Regions from separate parts of the Homo sapiens genome. Here region 2 is linked to region 1. A link is a loop called in an ENCODE intact Hi-C map of the cell type or tissue named here. Cell type or tissue: transverse colon. All regions are shown on one strand. Each heading gives the region's core, and the rest is flanking DNA. Links, peaks and the distances in the headings are about the cores only. Region 1 overlaps FOXN3 (forkhead box N3). Region 2 holds the start of FOXN3-AS3 (FOXN3 antisense RNA 3).

The links. A loop is a pair of places that touch in the nucleus more often than their neighbours do. Peaks named below come from ENCODE experiments on the same cell type or tissue, not always from the same donor. Only the 100,000 strongest peaks of a DNase experiment are listed, where the experiment ranks them.
Region 2: it touches region 1 in a loop (1.9-fold over the local background); 27 of 110 quality-filtered maps call a loop at or near these places.

The regions. Positions count from the first base shown.
Region 1 is chr14:89,407,140-89,409,945 of GRCh38, reverse strand. All of the region lies in intron 2 of FOXN3 (forkhead box N3), which reads left to right. Among named protein-coding and RNA genes, the nearest start is that of FOXN3, 8.7 kb to the left of the region's middle. In transverse colon, for the core only: no CTCF peak of the experiment used is centred there; a DNase peak (open chromatin) is centred at 1,413; H3K27ac peaks cover 563 bases.
Region 2 is chr14:89,348,048-89,350,853 of GRCh38, reverse strand. FOXN3 (forkhead box N3) reads left to right here. Exons shown (of 6, transcript NM_005197.4): 3 at 46-182. It overlaps FOXN3-AS3 (FOXN3 antisense RNA 3), which reads right to left and starts at 567. Exons shown (of 2, transcript NR_188029.1): 1 at 361-567. In transverse colon, for the core only: no CTCF peak of the experiment used is centred there; a DNase peak (open chromatin) is centred at 1,293; H3K27ac peaks cover 403 bases.

The DNA.
Region 1 (2,806 bases), core at 257-2,756:
GTAGCTGTAACCATCAAAGTATGCCCCTTTAATCAGGGAGAGGAATTTCCTTGACCATGAAGCTCTTTCTCCTTCCCTCCGTATCTCAGGTTGGGCATTTGGAGAGCCACCTCTGGACTTGGCTTTTTTTGAGTGCTTTAAGATTATTCTTTGAGCTTAGAGGACATTCATTGCTCCTCTGTAAAGAACCAGGTCTGTGGTATTTAAAGCTTCTGTATAGGTGGGTCTTTGTGGCAAGAAAGGGAAAGTCTTCAAAAGCAATTCCAGACTGAGAACGTGGAGAAGAAAGTGCTGCTCAGGTCCCCCAAAGCCTCACAGCAGTGATAAAGCAACAAACAGGGCGTTTAGTTTGGTGTAAAACGAGTCTGCAAGTTCCTGCATGCTTGAATCTTCGTGTTTGACATAATGCCGGTGCACATAGAAGTAATTTAGCAAATGCACACTCTGAAATGTTAGAAAAGACCAACGCCAAGGCGTGCAGCGAGACTTGGGAACATTATTCATCAGTCAGCCTTGGGAGTGACAAGTGGGTGTTGGATGCCCTGTGTTGAGGCACACTGGGAGGAGCTGTTCTCCCGCCATGCGACCCCCCCGTCCCCCACCGCTGGATTCTGGGAGTCATGTTTTCCAGGGATGAAGATTGTCAATCCGGATACATTCAGGTATCACCTGTTGAAAGAGAATGGTTTTAAAGACTTGAGATTGTTAATGTTATGAAACATTCAGTTCTGGCTTCCCAGCCATCCTGACCTGTGTTGACATGTTTCTGATCAAATGCCAGTCAGTTTTGTGGTTGGGAGTTTGTTCCCAGCATTTGCGATTCTGTGAGAACAAAGCAAGAGGTGTGAGTTTTTCCACTTTTCTCCTCTTTCTTGGGTTCCCCCAGGCCAGCTGCTGGCTGCTGTGAGAGGTGCAGGCTCCCAGGTATGCTCAGGTACACCCAGGTCCTTCCAGGGCATTGACCTGGCCCAGTCACTTGGGGTATGCTACTATGGCATTCTCCCTGATACTCTGCCCAGTGAAAGCTCCTTTAGCTCTATGGGTAAACTTGTTTTTTCCTATGAGATTTTATTTGGCGGGAGCTCCCACACTGAAGTTGCCTTCAACACAGTGACTAAATGCACCTGAAGGTTGGTGAGAAATACCTTAAATTGAACGAGAACATTGAAACCTTGCAAGTTGTATGCAGTGAATTAGCTATTCCACTTTTAATTTTCTTCTGAAAGTGAAGAATACGGTTAGGCTTGACGTAGCAGTGAAAATGTGGAATCCTGTGTGATCCCTGTCCCTGAGGGCTTGGAACACATACCCTGCTGGACAACTGTTTGGCTGGGATGTTGGGGAGGGAACATACTAGATTACATCACCTGTGGCACTTAAAAAACAATTCCCAGCCGGGCACGGTGACTCACACCTGTAATCCCAGCACTTTGGGAGGCCAAGGCGGGAGGATTGCTTGAGTGCAGGAGTTTGAGACCAGCCTGGGCAACATGTATGTCTCTACAAAAAATACAAAAATAATTGGCTGAGCATGATGGCATACTCCTGTAGTCCCAGCTACTCAGGAGGCTGAGATGGAAGGATGGTGTGAGCCCGGGAGGTGGAGGTTGCAGTGAGCCGAGATACAGCCTAGGTGACAGAGCCAGACCCTGTCTCAAAAAAAAAAAAAATTCCCGTTTTCTTGGGCCCCTTTCTGGAGATTGTGATTCATTAGGTGTGAGGTGGGTTGGGGAAAACTGGTAGTTCTGCTAAGCTTCCTAGGTGTTTCCAGCATGGAGCCAGGTTTGAGAATCCCTGAACTAGGTGCCCTCTTGAGGTCTTTCCAGTTGCTGAGATTTCATCAAGAGCATGTTCTCATGAATGAGTCAGTCAGGGCAAAAGAGACAGCTTGGCTTTCGTTTTATCTCTGAAAGGACTTCAGAAGATAAGAGTTTTATTTTTATTTTTGAATCACGGAAATTTTCAAACATACACAGAACTAGAATCGTATAATGACTTGATATACCCCCATAACACACATCCTGATTCAGTAGTTGACAAAGGTTTGTCACACTTATTTTATTTATTCTTTTTTGTTGTCGCTGTTTCTGAAGTTGTTTTTCGGTTTTTTGTTTTGAGACAGGGTTTCACTCTGTTGACCAGGCTGGAGCGCAGTGGCATAATCATGGCTTATTGCAGCCTCAGACTCTCATGCTCAAGCCTTAGCCTTAGCCTCCGAAGGGGGGACTACAAGTACATACCACCATGCCTGGCTAATTTTTTTTTTTTGTATTTTTCATAGAAACGGGGTTTCGCCATGTTGCCCTGGCTGGTCCCAAATTCCTGGCCTCAAGCAATCCTCCTGCCCCAGCCTCCCACAGTGCTGTGGATTATAGGCATGAGTCGCTGCACCCAGCCTTGCTGAAGTAGTTTGAAGCAGATGACATTTACAATTCAAACATTTCGGTATACATAAGAATAATTGACGGTTTCTTACATAACAACCATGCTCAAGTCCCCCCTAACAAAATGAACAATTATTTGGTGTTGCCTAATGCCAGGTCCATATTCAGATATCCCTGTTTACAAAATGTTTGTTTGAATTAGGGTCCAAATGTGGTTCCTGCAGTGCCTTTTGTGATGTTTCCTGTCTGTGTCAGTCTGCAGCACTCCTATGCCCTCTTTCCTTTTTCATTCCCTTCCCTGTTAAAAGAGACCCATGGCTTACACTATAGAGTACTTGCATTCTGTTTACTTCCTTGTGATTTCGTGTAACTTGCTTCTCTCTCTCCTTCTATTTCCTGTCAAATGGAAGGAAGTACGAACG
Region 2 (2,806 bases), core at 220-2,719, 59 kb after region 1:
TAATAATTCTCTATTAATGCCTTTGTATTTTAATTTTCTTTGCAGAGTATTGGGAAAGGGTCGTTGTGGTGCATAGACCCAGAGTATAGACAAAATCTAATTCAGGCTTTGAAAAAGACACCTTATCACCCACACCCACACGTGTTCAATACACCTCCCACCTGTCCTCAGGCATATCAAAGGTAAGCAATTCAGACTTCTTTTTTTTGGTCTACTGAAATGGCATTATTTTGGCAGAGACCTGCGCGGAAATTAATTTAATAGGCCGTACGAGATTTTAAAAATAACTGCAGGTAAATGAGAAAGAAATTAAGTATTATTAGGAGGCATATCCACTGTTGTATTTCCTACAAACCTTACCGCTGCTGCAGCGTCAGAGGAATGTGCTTCCAGAAGGCTTCATGGTGGGTGAAATCATGTCTTCCTGGGTAGAAACATTTACAAAGAAAAGTCGACAGCTTTCACATCTCGGTGTGTGTCATGTTTTGTTGGGATAAAAGTACAGGAACGAGTCAAGCAGGCAACTCCATCATCCCCTCATCTGGCCGGTCTCTGCAGACATTCAGTGGAGGCTCACTCAGTTGTCCCCACTGTTGTCTTTCGCAGTCTCCATGTAGACGGTGCTCCCAGGTGACCATTTTGTTGTGGTTACTTGGTCTTTGCTTCTTCAAGGAGAACAGTAGAAACAATAGAGACATTTTATCCTCCTCACATGCCCATTTGTTTGAGACAGTAAGGTCATGGGTACCATTTTTACAAATATATCATTGGAAGGGAGGGTAAGTAGCCTGTCACTTTTTTAAAAAGTGTCTTAATGTTAGATTCCAAAAGAGAGCCAAATAATCAGAACCAAATTTTTAAGATCAATTTTTATGAATACATAGTACTTGAATTTGAAGTGCATTCCTCAGTTCTACAAAAAAATATTTAAAAATGTATAGAAATGTTTCTATCGTAACCACCTAGTTAAGAGGAATTATCCTTGGACTGCAAGTTGAGGTTAATTAGGGATGGCATGATGTCATAGACTTCAGGAATTTTACAGTCCACTTCTTTGCAGATTCTTTTCCTAGTCTGCTGTTTGTTCTGCAGGAGGGAGCACAAAGTGATCTTCTGAAATAGCATTAATGAAGTTCTTCTGCATCTCAGTTGAGAAGCATTCCATCACAGGCCCTAGACAATCAGTCTTCAGCAAGAGACAGGGAGGAACAGCTGGGCTCTCTGAGAAGACTGCTGTATGTCTGCCTTTGCTAGGCGATTAGCGTGATGGTACCCATAGCAACTGGAGCGTCTCCATAGTAACGCGTAGCCGAGACAGGTGCAGTTGCATCACAAGGCTGTTTGTTGCCTGGCAAAAGGACAGGCCATTAGTACTTAGATATACACTGTTGCCTTAGAAACAAATAACCTTACATAGCAACTACAGTTGATTTGAAAGGTTTGGTGTGTGGGGGGGAAGGTTGTAGCAGCTTTTGTCTGTGTTCATAAAAATCAGTGGAAGCATACTTTATTCGAAATGACAACTTGAGGTCATATAGCTGTAGGAGAGAAAGTGGGATTTTCCAAAGCAGCCCAGCCAACATAGTAGACATGTCCAGAAGGACAGAGCCATATGCTTGGTTTTCTCCTTGTGGCCATAGCCACTCCCCAAATGGAAGAGAACCAGGATTGGAGTGGAGAATTGCCGATGTACAAGGTTGGTGAAGGAGGACGTGACACTAATTATTGAAATATTTCCCAGATTCTCATGTTTCTTTGTCATTCTACCCCCACCCCCCGACTCTCCAAGCTGCATGGAATACCCTTCTCTGGGTTTTCCACTCTGCACCTCAGAAGTATTTCATCTCCCTTTGCTTCTAGGAAGTTAAGAACATGAGTGTTACTCACTGGGTCATGTCATTGGTTCCTTTAGACCAGTATTTTGTTGCCAAATGTGACCCCGAGGGAAACACAGTAATTATTTAATAATTCGAAGGATTATAGAGGAGCTCTGGGGGTTGGAACAGGAATGCATATTCAGGCGAGAGGCATTCTGAGCTGGCCTTAGCTTAATGACTTCATTTGATTTTTAATATAGACATAAAAATGCAGATGAACCAGAGCTTTTGTAATGAAAATCATTTCCGAAGGAATATTTCAGACCCCACTCCGTCACCTCCAGCCTTTATCCCCAGTTGACTGAGGGGGGAAAAAAAACCAGTTTCTGCTTCTGCCCATGCGGTGCTTAGATTTCACCTCCACAGAGGTCACTGGCGGTGGAGGGAGATGACAGATGAGATTCTAGTCTGCCTCTTCCATGCCTTAAGTCCATGAGAACAAGTCACTTTCTCTTTCCTGGGGACTGTCATCCCTTCATCTGAAAGCTGAGAGTTTGCTTCAGGATCCTCTAGTGTGTGAAATTGCACTGAAGCCACTGAACACTGGGTAATTGTACAATATTTCTGTGTCTTAACAGTGATGTGGCATTTGGTTCAATTCTAAGCCATCAGGCCACTTGTTGACATGACCTAGAGAAGATGGAAGTGAAACACCGAGTCATTAAACAGGGACCCCAAAATGCCGAATTGACGTGATCTGGCTGGGTCCACTGTGATGCGGGGAATCACCCGTCAGCCCCTTGCTGGATCGCTGTGAGGGGTACCTGGGAAGTGCTTGGCTTTCATGGGGCTGGTACTTAGCATCCTGAAGAAGATGGTGATTATACTAGATGGGCGGTTATTGCTAGGACTTGCAGGTGTGCTTGGCAAATGTCACTCTGAACTGAGCTGCAGGTGGCTGGAAATGCTGCGGGAAAAGCGAGACATTT